Linked DNA regions of Homo sapiens: region 2 is linked to region 1. The links are chromatin contacts, found by Hi-C or POLR2A ChIA-PET in ENCODE. All regions are on one chromosome and are shown on one strand. Each heading gives the region's core, a stretch centred on a gene start or an enhancer-like site at or near the end of the contact. The rest is flanking DNA. Distances are from core to core; before and after follow the strand shown. Region 1 holds the start of MYCNOS (MYCN opposite strand). Region 2 overlaps GACAT3 (gastric cancer associated transcript 3).

Region 1 (7,039 bases), core at 1,575-4,074:
AACTTTTCGTCCACAAACCTGAGTTTTATACAATAAACAGTTTTTCATTTAACAAAGATCAAATCTTAATGACAAAGCCATAATCCACAGTTGGTATAAACCCCCAAATGGGAGCAGCTCTCCTCAAAGCCACCAATAATAACAGCAACAACAGAAACGTGTAGCATCATGTGCGCATTCTTCCCCTCTCTCCTCATTGACTACCACGCTGGGGTAGAAAATTATTGTTTAAAATACAAGCATGAAAATCAAAACATATCTTCTGCTTGATCTGAAGGGGACCGGAAAGCTGAACAATTGTGGGATTTGTTCTAAAGCCGAAATGTGAGGCTGTTCCAGTCTGTGGGTCCCTTTAAGCCAATGTTTTGGTTTTCTGCCAAGAAGACAGCTGTTGGAAGGAAGTGCTTCCTCACCAAAAGCTGTCAAGGCACAGACATTAAAGGGACAGAGCCGTTTCAAACTGGAGGCTTATCACCAAGTTTCCTTCCAGGAGCCTCAAAGATCTCTCCTCAGCCCAGAAGTAAATTTAGGCTTGTTATCCACCTGCATTCTGAAAACACTGGTTTTCAAAGTCCAAGGGGGGTCCCAGCTCCCTGCTCCAAGGACAAGGCAATGCCACTCTTTGGGTTGAGTTCTGTTCATCCAGACCCCCAGGGAAAGGCTTGGTTTTAACTCTTCCCTTCAGCTTAAGACACAGACAAATGAACACAATAGAACTAATCAGTGAGTCCTCCCAGGATGTGAGCCTTCCTGGAGAGGCTGCTGAGTGCCTGCCCTCACCTTCAAGGGCACTGGGTTACAGATACAACTCACATCTCAAATTAGGCCTGGAATTCAGGCTGGAAGACAAAACTACAGCCAGTTTCCACTGCACACTGGAAAGAGGAGGCCCCCTGAGAATGTACACAACTGCTGTTGCACTTGCAGCCAGCTGCTGAATGGAGGGAGGGAGGGTGCCCCCACCACCCCCAGCCTTTCAGATCCCGGGCCCGCCTGCTGGCCTCGCATATCGCCGCCTGCTGGCCACGCACCAGGAGCAAATAGCCCACCACCCACCGAGGATGGGGGAAGGGAAAGGTACCGACATTTGAAAAAAAAAAAAAAAGAAAAAGAAAAAGAATAGAAAATCGGCTCTAGCCATCTGTGCAACCCTCCTATAAGTTCCTGCGCCTTAAACAGGGCTTTGCACAGCCCTTGAATCTTCTCGGGATGTCTTTCCCTCCCCTGACCTGGGCCAGAGAGTCCCTTTCACCCCTGCGCTAACAGGTTTCTGTCCAGGCAGTGCACCCAGCAACCCCCTAAACCCCCACCCGGTTTAGCCACCAACTTTCTCCAATTTTATTCCTCAGACTGCGCTGCAAAAGAGAGGTGGGGGACCGGGTGAGGGCCCGTGATGGCCTAGAGGAGGGCTCCCCAGGAGAGGGTGGAAGGAACTTTAGTGAAGGCGAGAATTGGAGAGCACCCCTTTTGCAACGGCATTCTCTCAGCCCCTTCTCTTTACCCCGAGGAGAGACTTGGGGGAAACAGGACCTCTCTGCCCCTAGCACTGCCTCCAAAATGCTCCCCAGGCCAAGACATACGAGCACTAACAAAGGGGACGCGACCCGGGGTCCAGTGCCCCAGGGAGGCAGCCGGACCCGAGTTCGGTCTTTACCTGAATCGCTCAGGGTGTCCTCTCCGGAGGTACTGAGGGCCTTGTGGTCGCCGCCGCTGGTCTGGCGGCCGCCTGGGCGCGGAGGGGCGACCCCCGGGGCCCCGGCTGGGGCGGCAATACCCGCCCCCGAGGCGACCGCAGGGCCCGCCGCCGGGGCACTGGCCGGGGCTGCGGGCACGGGCGCTGGCTCGCGCTTGTTCACGGGAAAGGGGAAGACCACGGCGGGATCCACGCACTCGGCGGCCGGGTGGGCGAGCTCGGCGGGCAGGGCGGCCCCGGCGCGGCCGGCTCCCGCAGCCCCGCCGTGCCCGCGACCCGCAGGGCTGGCGGCGCCGGCTCCCGGGGACTGGGCGGTGGAACCGGCGGTTGGCGGCCCGCGGCCGTGCTGCAGCTTCTCGCTCACGGCGCGCTCCAGCTTCTCGCGGGCGGAGAAGCCGCTCCACATGCAGTCCTGGAGGATGACCGGGTTGGGGGTGAGGCCACCCAGTCCCCCCAGGCCGAACGCGTCCTCCTCGGCCGGGCTGCCCCACAGCTCGTTCTCAAGCAGCATCTCCGTGACCCAGCTCGGGGGCTCGGAGCTGTGCTCCGCGAAGCCACGGCTGGGCGACAGCGGGGGCGTGGGCAGCAGCTCAAACTTCTTCCAGATGTCCTCCCCCGGGGGGGTCGAGTCGGGGCCGCCGAAGTAGAAGTCATCTTCGTCCGGGTAGAAGCAGGGCTGTAGCGAGTCAAACTCGAGGTCTGGGTTCTTGCAGATCATGCCCGGCATGGTGGACGTGGAGCAGCTCGGCATCGGCTCGCCTCCCGGCCGGCGACTGAGGGCTTCTTTCCGCCCCGTTCGTTTTAATACCGGGGGTGCTTCCTTCCCGTGGGGGGCGCGGAAGGCGGGGGCCGGCGCCGACCTCCAACACTGCAACCGACAGACACACCGGAGAGGGTGGGCAAACGGGGCAGACCGAGGGGATAGGCAATGGGCGCCCCCTCTAACCAGGTTCCCCAATCTTCCCTCCAAGCCCCCCACTCTGCCCACTGCTCCCGAAGGTGGAGGAAGTTGTGCCTCTCGCTCCCTCCCTCCCGCCCTCCTTTTGTGTACAAGCTGTCTACGACAGGGGGTGGGAGGGGGCATGCAGATGCAGGGGGTGGTGGCGAGGCTCCGCAACTTTGGAAACTGCCATTTCATTCACACAAGGCACTGCCTGGGGGAGGGGGCTGTTCCTGGCTGCAGAATTCTAGCTCTCACGAGCACGCAGACAACCGCACTCGCAGCGGTGTGGGGCCGGCTGCTCAGGGGAAGCCCCAGGCTCTCCGACCCAGCTACCGGGAATGGTATTTGGAGTACCTTCTACCCCCTTTGTAAAAATGCAACCTCAGGAGTGCAAATGATAGCAGGGGATTTAGAAAACTTTGCAAATAAAAAAAAGCCTTTCTCTAGACAGAGACCAACAACAGACACCCATATCCACAAATCCTTCCCCTCCCCAAATTTGAGCAAACGCCCCTCGGCATTCACCCGCTGCAGGGATACTCCTGCCAATAGCTTAATTGGAAGCTCTCTAAGCCCACCCCTGCTCTTCCAAACCCACGACAACGTCCTCTTCCAGGGAGGGAGAGGCTGAGCCCCTGTTCCCGGGAATGGCAGGGGCGCCCGCGCGAGGAGGGTCGCCGGGAGAGCCGCCTCTCCTCCAAGCTGGAGCAGCCGTGACCCAGATTGCGACCGCGGCGGCCTCGCCCTGCCTAATCCCCCCCTCTTCTTCCTCCAGGGGCACCCTTTGGAGAAGAACCCCAGCCTGGGGTGGGGACGCACCGGCTCTCCGACAGCTCAAACACAGACAGATCTTCTAGAGCCGAGGGAATTTCTTTTCGCAGAAGCCATTACTCCCCCCGGTAAGGGCTGCAAAAGGATTAGGGCGGGTCTCCTCTAGCCAGGATGCCTTCGGGGCTGGAACTGGCTTTTCTGGGAAAACCCAGAGATGGTTTTGTTTCGGAAGCAGAAACAGTCCCCCGGGCATATTAGGGCGCCCGGTGCGCACGTCGCAATCCCGTCCAGGGCTTGCCTTGCCCCGGCGCTCGTCGCTTCCCTGGGCGCCGGGCGGTTTGCAAGCCCTGCTCCTTACCTCCCGCCGACTGCAGGGGATCCGGAGGCGATTCTGCGCGGGTGTCTCCGGGTGGGCCGGGGGGGCGGGGGTGTCCTCGGATGGCTACAGTCTGTGCGCGCTTGCGCCTGGCTAGCGCTTGCTCGGCTCCAACACAGTTCCCAGGAGCCCCCCGCATCCACCCAGCGCGTCCAGACAGATGACTGTCACAGCCTGCGCTTTGAAGCTCGGGGGATATTATTAACTGAAAAATCTGACACACCCGGGGGGCGGGGAGAGAAGGGGGCTGTGGCGCAGACAAGGGGGAGGGAGAAAGGAGAGGAAAGCGGCTTTACCCCGCCCTCCTGATTTCCATAAAAATCAGGGGAGGCGCCAAGGCTTTCGCGCCAAAAGCCACTTGCTTTTCTTTGCAGAGAGAAGGCTGCAAAGCTGGGAAGCCCAGGGTGTGCTCCTCCCGCCCTTTTGGACCCCCGGGCTTGCACCGGCTGCACTCTGAGAACCAGCTGCGCGCGGAGCGGTGCAATGCAGCACCCACCCTGCGAGCCTGGCAATTGCTTGTCATTAAAAGAAAAAAAAATTACGGAGGGCTCCGGGGGTGTGTGTTGGGGAGGGGAGACCGATGCTTCTAACCCAGCCCCCGCTTTGACTGCGTGTTGTGCAGCTGAGCGCGAGGCCAACGTTGAGCAAGGCCTTGCAGGGAGGTTGCTCCTGTGTAATTACGAAAGAAGGCTAGTCCGAAGGTGCAAAATAGCAGGGAGAGGACGCGCCCCCTTAGGAACAAGACCTCTGGATGTTTCCAGTTTCAAATTGAAAGAAGAGGGGCGCCCCCCTTGTTTGAAAATAAATAAATAAATAAGTGCGAGCTACGAGGGTGGCGCCGCGGTGGTTTCTTCGGCCGAAGGCGACACCTCGCGGAGACTGAGCAGAAAGCGGAGCTGCCCGGCCTTGGCGCGGACCTGGAGTGCGGCCACTCCGCAGGTCTCCCGCCGCCCCCGCGGGACTGTCCACGCGTCCTCACCACTGCGGAGGAGGAGGCGGCCTGGCTCTGCTTCCTAGGGGGAATGGGCGTACGTTCCCTGCAGCCGTCCCCAGGGCTCCCAAGTTAACCTTTTCAAAGCCACCATTCTCCCCAGTTATGGGCAGGCGAATCTGATTTACCGAGATGGAAGTGCTGTCCACACCTCCTGAGACCCAGCCTCGGCTCAAACAGCTTGATTCCAAACTGTTGAAGGGAAAAAGGAAAGCTGCTGTCACTACTTCGTTTCTTTGTGCCTCAGTTTCCTCAATTGTGAAATGGAGTTCGTAGTGCCTCCTACCTGAGAGTTATGAAAGCTCTTATAAGTCCCCAGCCCATAATAGTTGTGTCAGCTATTATTATGATGATGACCACGACATGCTATTCTTCTGGGGAAAATAACACCCCTCTGTCCAGCAGCAGCATTGGCCCCTTCCCTTCCCGCCACCATCAAATCCTGGCTTTACTTCACTCTGGTCTAGCTTTTCTTACAGGTGTATTTGTTTGCAGGGGGTCAGACATTATTGCCCCTGCCCTCCAAACTCTCCAAAAACAACCCTGATCTCCTGGACAGCCCCCTTCACAACCAAATACACAGTGAGGTGGGATTTTGCCTTGAAAAACATTCCTTAGGCTTGTTTGGAGAGAGGGGAACCTGGCCCTGGGATTGGGGTGGGAAGGCTTCCCCGCCTCTCCCTACTTTTTTCTCCAAACTGGAAATGCCATTCTCCATCGCCCCCACCTCTTCACCTCACCATTGGATCTAGTTAAGGAGGAGGATGCTGAGGGTCAGGGGGCAACCCATAAAATGCTCACAGATTAGCATTTGTGAAGGCCTTTCCAGCCCTGACCCTGGACGCCTACAGAGCTCTAGGGAGAAAGATTCCCAGAGTTCTAGGAAGAGGCCCATGAATGCGGATGAGCAGCCCTTCCAAGCACCTTTATTATTGTTATTTCCCTCACAAATGTAAAAGCCTTCATCTTTGCAAAAGCCTTTTACAGCCCCACTTCTGCTTTTCCCTAGCCCCCTAATCGCCACCAAGCCCTCCTGCTGAATTCTCGCCTAGCATCCTGTCCTTTCCTGTCCAGCACTCACCTCCATTTGTAATGATCCATGCCTGGGAGTATTTGTTTAGTGCTCACTTCCGTGACACTGTGGAAGACAGGCTCAGTCTCCCTCACTAACCTGTGACCTGGGTCAGTTTTGCTCCAGAGGGAATCCTTACGGCACAGCAGTGTACCTGTATATAGTAAGTACTCATGGTATTATTCAAGACCAAGATCACTGAATGAGTCCTTCTAAGGTGGCCAGATCTTCTGTGGCAAGACTGTGAAAATAGGCCAGGATGGGTTCAGTTGCTCCGATTCAAAGTCCTACCTTTGTCCTTTCTCCTCAGATGAATGACCATCACTAGGTCATTCACCCTTTGTCGAGGGACAAGGTGTAGCAGAAAAGGGGGACAGAGGGACAGGAGACCTGGTTACTCTACATGCCTTTGAGCAAATCATTTATACTTCCTGGACCTCAATCTCTAATCTCCTGCTTTTAATGCAAGCCAGTAATTACTGACAAGTCTGAATCTGAAGGTTAACAGAATGATAAAATTCAACAAATATTTATTGGTTACCTTCATTTGTAAGTAGAAAGATAAAAGACTTTGTACATGGAGAAAACATGCTAATGCTGATTCTTAGTCTGCTTATAGAGAAGCCTGAAAATCCCTCTTAAAAATGTTGAAATACTTCAACTATGTGAACACACACAAAACAAATCTTCATATGGTTTCAAAGCCAAGGTTTTGTTCAGTACTGCCATGGTTTGAATGTGTCCTCCAAAAAAAAACACGTTGGAAGTTTAACCCCCAGTGCAACAGTGTTGGAGGGGAGGTCCCCAAATGCCAGTGGGACCTAGACCCCAGCCAGTGTCCAGGCTCTTGACACCATCAAGAGAATGAATTCAAAGACCAGTTGGAAAATAGTGAAAGTACGATTTATTGCAAAGGGAAAAGTACACACTCAAGAAAAGGGAATATGGGTGTACTCGAGAGACTCACACGAAAGGGGGTTTGGGGTTGCTACCTTTACGGGTTTCTTTAACCAAGAGGCAGAATATTCATGATCATTCCTAGAAAAAGAAGGAGATTTCTCAGAACTGTGACACCACCTATTTTTAAACCAAATATGGGTGTTCTCGGAAGTGTCATGATGCTAGTGGGGTGTGTGATTTAGTATGTTAATGAGCGTATAATGAGGTCCTAGGAGAAACCTAGGTCAAATCCA
Region 2 (7,039 bases), core at 1,257-3,756, 130 kb before region 1:
TGTGTCTCCACTGAGCTCTAGGAGAGACCCTCAGGGCTGCTCTAGGGGAGAGATTCCAGCCAAGCTGCCAATAGTAGCATTAGTGTCAGCCCTCCCAGCTTTCTCCTCTTTTGTGCAGGTAAAGGAATCACCCGTCATCTCTACTACCCTTCACTGAACCCTTTTCTTCCTTATCATGCCACCCTAGGGGCTTAAAATCTCTGCCATAAGAGTCAGAACCCCCTTCTGCGTGTCTCAGAGCCCCTCCCCATTGCCTGTTCCAGCCTGCTGTCCTTTGGCTCAAACCTTTGTGCCCACTGACCTCTGCTGTGCTCATCAGCTTCCAGCACCTGCCTTACACTTGCTCTGTCTCTATTGCTTTTTTGTACCCATTTAGCTGATTGACTGGCCTCTGCCCTTCCTCCAGGACAGGATGGCTTAGCTTTGCGAAGCCTCTGCGGGGAAGGAGCCCACATGAGCCAGATGCACACCTGCCTGGGCAGTGCGTCCTGCCTCTGATGGGCCAGGCCTTCACTCTGCCAGGGCCCTGATCTTAGCTGTGACCAGCCACCCCACAACCTACACCATTGTAGACACATAGTGGCCAGCGTGGACTGCAGCAGCTGCTTAGCAGTTGTCTGGGCCCATTAGACTCCTCCCTCTATCTGAGGCTCTCCAGACTTGGGTCCAGGGCCTGACAGTCTAACCACAGTCATCTGTTCTGCATGTAGCAGAACAACCACCTTCTAGAAATGTAAAAATATCTTTACCTTCCATTTATTGGACTATTTTCTTGTCTCCAACTACAACAAGGAAAGGAGCCAAAGAGGACCACTCGAGTGACATCCCTGGTGTATACACTGGAAAAGCGATAATAAGCAGAGCGTGGACCACTCCGGATCTCACTGTCGATGGCCCTCTCCCAGCCCTGCACTCCCACAGAAGTTGGGTAAACCTCTGTCAAACACCCATCAGACGTTAATGTCACATTAATTTTGCACATGATGGTCTCTCCTTCTAGAATTTAAGTTTTTTAAGGGTAGGGAATGTATCTTCACCCATTCTTGTATTCCTTCAGGCATTCATGTTATCAGTCAACAGCATTTACTGAGCACCTGCTTTATGCCCAGGCCCTGCCCTAGACCCCGGGATGCAAAGATAAATAAGATATAGCCCAGGCTCATGCCTGTCATCCCAGCACTTTGGGAGGCTGAGGCGGGTGGATCGAAAGGTCAAGAGATCGAGACCATCCTGGACAATATGGTGAAACCCGTCTCTACTAACAATACAAAAATTAGCTGGGCGTGGTGGTGCGCACCTGTAGTCCCAGCTACTCGGGCGGCTGAGGCAGGAGAATCACTTGAAGCCAGGAGGCGGAGGTTGCAGTGAACCAAGATCGCGCCACCACACTCCAGCGTGGCGACAGATAAATAATATACTGTCCCTGTCCTTGAGGCTCCCAGTCCAGTGATTGGTAAATAGATGTTTATGACTCAGCATGACAAATTCAATAATAGAAAAATGCAGAGGACAATGTGAGTTAAAAGGAAGAAGCATTTTCCCCATTTCAAGAGGTCAAAAAACACATCACAGAGAAGGAGGTTTCTAAACTGGGCTTTGAAGGATGACTAGGAGTTCTTTGGGCCAGAAAGACATTGCAGAAGTGAACACGTACCAACATCATTGATAAAACCTCAGCAATTGTTGTGGTTCCTGGCACATAGAAAATTCTCAGGAAAAGTTGCTGAGTTGTACTAAGTGAGAATATCGTGACTGACGGAAACCCAGTCCAAGGACTGGGGAAAGAGGGCCCCATCCTAGCTCCTCTGCCTCAAACCTGGAGACACATTGAAGTCATTTGGAAAGTGTGAGAAAACACTGATGTTCCAGTGTCACTCCCCACCGCCCCCACCCCAGAGATCCTCATATAATTGGCCGGAGAGGCTGCCTGGTCTTTGAGACTCTTAAAAGCTCCCCAGGTGATTCCAATAGGCTGCCTTGTTTGAGAACCACTGATGTAGACCAGTGCTTCTCAAACTTAATGTGCAAATAGATGCAGGCAATCTTGTTAAAATGCAGATTCTGACACAGCAAGATGGGCCTGAGAATCTTCATTTCTAACTAGCCCCTGGTAACACCGCTGCTGCTGGTCCTGGGACCACCATTTGAGTAGCGAGGCTCTCTGAGGCTTAATGCCCAAAGGCAATTCAGCTGGCCTCAGCAATGTGCCTGCATGCAGCGGTGATATTCCAAATCCGAAGGGAAGGGTACATGTGGGGGCACCAAGTGCCCAGAATGGATGTAGCGGCCACAGGTCTGAAGGCTCTGCTGCCCCTGGTGTGAGTTAACTTAGTTGTGGGTGGGGAAGATGTTAGGGGGAGGGCTGGGCAGTCAAGGCCACAGGGGGTGCCTGGGAGAGGTGGGGACAGCAGCCTGTTTACCCACCTCCCTGTTGTAAGAGCTGACATCGAATACCGGTGTCTACCAGCTGGCTGTCCCCCCACCCACGGCCTGCACCCAAGGCCGAGGAACAGCCAAGAAGGCCTGGCGAGCAGCATCCTACGGAGAGGACAGCGAGGAGGCCGCCTTGGCAGGAGCTGCCTGCTGGATAAACATTGTTCTGTTTTTTTCTTTTTTCTCTTCAAACAAGCCCTTCTCAGCACTGGCCACATCATCCTAAACAAGGCCTCTCAGTGCTGTTGACACAAAGGCAGAGACGGTGTCATTCCAGCCCAGAGATAAAACTCGGATCCTCCCACAATGGTGGGCACTTCGTCTCGGGAAGAACACCAGTGAATCAGGAAATTCAGCAAGCTGGGTCTAAGCCCTGCCCTCAGGCTAGGCTCAGGTTTTTTGTTGGTTTGGGTGGATTTCTTCCTCCCCAAAGCTCTGCTTGTTTCATGTGCCTGGTCAGCAGATATGTCAGCCCCAGACAATGGCCTCTTTCTGCAGACAATGGTCAGCATGAGGAATGTCGCAGGAGGGCAGGGCTTGGGGAGGGACAATCCCGCTTTCAGAAGTCAGTGGCCGAGTGGGTGCTGCAGGGAGGGTCCTGCTGTCACCAGGGCAGCCTCCTCAAAGGCACCATTTATAGGACCTGCAGCCCCAGAAAAGTGGAAGCTTTGGGCAGCAGCAGAATCAGAGAGCAGCTCCCTCGCCCGCTGCTCCCGGCAGACTCGCCCTGCCTGCTTTATCGGCCTCCCGAGGCTCCTGCAACCACAATTCCTACCATGCAGACTTTGTTTAATGAAAAAACAAATAGTTACCCCCAAATTAGACCGAGGCCTGCTGTTCCCTCAGCCGCGCCTCCTGCAGTACCCAGCCTGTGCCTCATTGGCCGGCTCTCCAGAAAAGAAAGGGCTCATTCATCCCCAAAGGTGGAAACTCGCCTTCTCCCAGGGAAATTGTGTAACCGTTTTGTAGTGGAACCGACTACAGGCCTCAAGGTCTTTTGCAAAAAGAAAAACAGATAAGGGGGCGGTGGCGGGAGCCAATGCTGGCTGTCTTAGATTTGCTCATTGCAGAATGATTTTCTGACAGAGATCATAGGCCCACAAGTCACATCAGCTGGTCCCTGGATTTCAAGGATCCTCACTGTGATTGGAAAATTAAGTGATAGCCATGCATGCATGCATTTATTCATTCATTCCTCCAGCACAATGTATGGCACATAATAGATGCTTAGTAAACATGTGTTGAATGAATGAAATGTTTTGTAATATCTGATTCTATCTCTCCATGCTCAGAAAACCTTCAACAGCTCCCTATTGCCTATATTATCAATTTAATCTTTCTTAGCATAGCTTACCACTTGTAACTGGACCCTCAAATACCTCTCCAACCCTACAACCTCCACATGCTCCCAATCCCACCCCTCCAACACGCACATATGCTGCCTACTGTTTCTTGAACCAAACCATTGTTGTGTGAGCCTCTAGGCCTTAGTCCCAGCTGTCTCTTAACCTCAAGGCCCTTTCCAAGCTTCTTGTAGGGATCTGGTGAGTTCCTCTCCCATGAGACTCAAGCCAGTGTTTACTCCTCCTCTTAAAAGCCATCGCTAAATATAAAAAATTAGCCGGGCGTGGTGGGGAGCGCCTGTAGTCTCAGCTACTCAGGAGGCTGAGGCAGGAGAATGGCGTGAACCCGGGAGGCGGAGCTTGCAGTGAGCTGAGATCGAGCCACTGCACTCCAGCCTGGGGGACAGAGCGAGACTCCATCTCAAAAAAAAAAAAAAAAGCCATCGCCAAAGTGTCAGGCTCCATAGCCTCACTCTTGTTCATGGCCCTATCATGACACTTGCCACTCTTCCTTCTATCTTCCTGTTGCAACCATGCTGTGCACTTCTTGAGAGTGAGAACTGAGTCTGACTTACCTCCATATGCCCAGTGGGGGCCCAGGGTCCAGTCCATCATAGATCCTCAGTAACTACAGAGACCAACTAGTCCTGGTTTGCCCAGGACATTCCTTGTCTTAGCACTGAAAGTCCCACATCCCGGGACACCCCTTAGTCCTAGACAAACTGGAACTGTTTGTCCTCACATCAGTAAATGAGTAGTGAATGAATAATGCCTAGGTCTCTATTCATTAGTTCATTCACTTAACACACATGTAGTAAAAATCTGTGAGCCAGGTCCCATGCTCATACAGTTAGAGGGTGTTTCTAAACAGCTTCATGGCCCAGCATTGCAAAAGGACAGCTCTTTGGGGTTGAGTTAGCCTCAAGTCCATGGGGCACCTTTCCTAGATTCCTGTTTATCTCCTCCGCTATCTCTTCCAGTATCCACACCACGTTGTTTACAATGCATCTGTTGACATCTGCCTTATCTCCCTGGATTTGCTCTGGGCCTCCCTGGGTCTACTGCCCTCAGAAAGGACGAGCCCTCTAGCCTGACAGAGGAATTCCTAGCTAAGGTTTTATAAGTCAAAAGACCCACACTGGAGCTTGGGTCCCAGGGCAGCCCCCAGCCCTGGGCCCTCAGAACGAGAGCGATTGCAGCCAGGACGCATGTGTCTGCCCAGCCGTCCTCAGACCCTGGGGCTGCTTGGACCCATCTGTTTCCCAGTTCTAGGTCAAATCAAGCTGAGAAAGGATCAGGCTTCATTTGACCTGAGATGGCTGGAGCATCTGGCTGCTCCCTCTACCTCCCCCACCCTGGCGAGATGAGCCTAAGTCCCCCATCCCCCTCGGTGGGCTCTCGGAGACGCCATCTTTTCCCTGGTGATTTCAGGGCTTCTGGGAAGTGTGACCCAATAGAGGCCACAAAGACAGACACATGTGGCTTGAATCCCAGCTCAACTACTTAGCTGAGTGGCTCTAGGTAAATTCCTTAACCTCTCCACGCTGTCTCATTTAAGCAGGGATATTGATAATGCTCACTTTGCAACATTGTTATAAAGACTATAGAAGATTTACCAGGTGTCCAGCTCCCTGTCCAGCGCACAGTAGGCGCTCCAACAAGCAAACAGAATCAACAACCATTTGCAGTTAGTTCATTCAGCACCTTAGAACCAGGCCTGTACCTTTTGGCATCTCGCTCTGCTAGAGAAGGGCTAGTATCACTCACCAAGTCCTTCCTTATTTAAGATGTGCTCCCCTCTAAGAGGAAGGCCCAAGCTGCAGAAGCTGCTTCTAACCAAGATGATGAATAAAAGTTGTTCCTTCAAATTGGAAAGTTCCTAAGAATCTTTGGTTAACGAAGGACAAGAAAAACAAATATTAACAGATGGATTTCTTTTTAATCCGTGCGCTAAAACCGCACAATAGAAATGTTGAAAGTCTCCAACTGTTGATTTGAAAGCCCGGCATGAAGGTAAATACGAGGCACCTTGATATGTGACCATTTGGAGGTCACACTTCGAAGAAGCTATAGTCAAAAAGCCCTCTCCTTCCGCATGTTGAAATGATTTTCTTTCATCAAAAAAGCAACGGCCTGGCTCTCCAGGAAGCAGAGCCTGTGAGTTGTGTGCATAATGGACAGTCACCCTTTTAAAATACACATGAATTTAACCAACCTGCGTCATCCACGTTGCCTCCACTGCCTTTGCCTGTCATCTGGACAATTCTTAGCTCACCTTCCAGTTTCCACCTTTCCATATAATCTTAATGTCCCTATTTATTTCTTGCTTGTTTCTATGAACACTTTTTTTATTACATCAAAATTAATAGATTTGCACCACAAGAAGTCAGCACTACTGAACGGCAAAACTATGATATTTTTGGAAAGCCCCTCCAAGTTTTGCCTTGTTTCTCAGCAGTAGCCCTGAATTAATTACTTTAGGGAAATCTTTTGATCACAACTTTGCATGTATGTGTCTGGACTCACATACATTTAAGAATGTGCTGGCATGAGCGCACCCAGGCACATAAAAAGGATGAATATCCTAATGGTCAAGTCATTGTACAGCAGATGTGACACAGGCAACTCTGCACATCAATAGCAGGTTGCTTTCTATTGTATTCTATCTTTTTAAAAGTCAGGTTGGAGAAACACTGGAAATTAATTGGGATAGCCATAAAGACAACATTTGAAACATTACTGCACATGCCATACCCATTTTTCCCAATTAGTCTTTTGAAATATATGCTTTTATTCCTAATTTCTGAGTAATTGTCCACTTTGGAACTCCTACAAAGTGGGTAGGTATTTAAGAACCATGATGACCTATAACCTTTGACCCAAGGTGATCTTTACTGGGGGGACCCGTGAAAGATTGATTTGAGCAGAGCTGAGTTAGACAAACAAGCCATTCACATAACTTCAAATCTGGAGGCAAATCAGGTAAAAATGTGAGCAACCTTTGTGGCCTGGAATTTCCTGTCCCCATAGTTAGAAATTAGGACAATACTCCTAGCTTCGGCAAGTATTGATGAAGAAGTTTCTATATCTTCTTCAAATAGCCCCATAGAATGATCCAATAGGGCATCTAGGTCCCGTCAATGGCTGAGCTGCTTTCCTGCCAAATACCTTTGAAAAGGAACCCAAAGGGGTGCCTTTCACATAATTTAGAGCAACAGCTCTTAATATTTCCATCACAAGCACTCCTTTAAAAAAAAAATCTT

The links. A loop is a pair of places that touch in the nucleus more often than their neighbours do. ChIA-PET counts read pairs that join two places held with the same protein, here RNA polymerase II (POLR2A). Pooled maps may share reads with other maps.
Region 2: a loop to region 1 is called in a map of dorsolateral prefrontal cortex, with 16 times the contacts of the local background. The contact joins the enhancer-like site here to the promoter of MYCNOS in region 1. A Hi-C loop is called at or near these places in 8 of 168 maps with a recorded cell type or tissue (CD4-positive, alpha-beta T cell, Caco-2, Calu3 and 3 more), 1 of 37 single-sample maps with no recorded cell type and 7 of 50 pooled maps. POLR2A ChIA-PET finds 5 or more read pairs at or near these places in 1 of 52 experiments (HepG2).

What each region holds. Positions count from the first base shown.
Region 1 is chr2:15,937,470-15,944,508 of GRCh38, reverse strand. It overlaps MYCNOS (MYCN opposite strand), which reads left to right and starts at 2,824. Exons shown (of 4, transcript NR_110230.2): 1 at 2,824-2,977; 2 at 3,412-3,535; 3 at 5,784-6,009. MYCN (MYCN proto-oncogene, bHLH transcription factor) reads right to left here and starts at 3,959. Exons shown (of 3, transcript NM_005378.6): 1 at 3,766-3,959; 2 at 1,655-2,561. The coding sequence starts at 2,444. RefSeq lists enhancers at 3,831-4,361, 5,406-5,963.
Region 2 is chr2:16,066,083-16,073,121 of GRCh38, reverse strand. All of the region lies in intron 1 of GACAT3 (gastric cancer associated transcript 3), which reads right to left. Among named protein-coding and RNA genes, the nearest start is that of GACAT3, 19 kb to the right of the region's middle. Within about 2 kb of position 2,506, at least 4 of the 41 ENCODE cell types and tissues checked have a DNase peak (open chromatin) inside an H3K27ac peak, as active enhancers do; they include dorsolateral prefrontal cortex, where a contact is called at or near this core.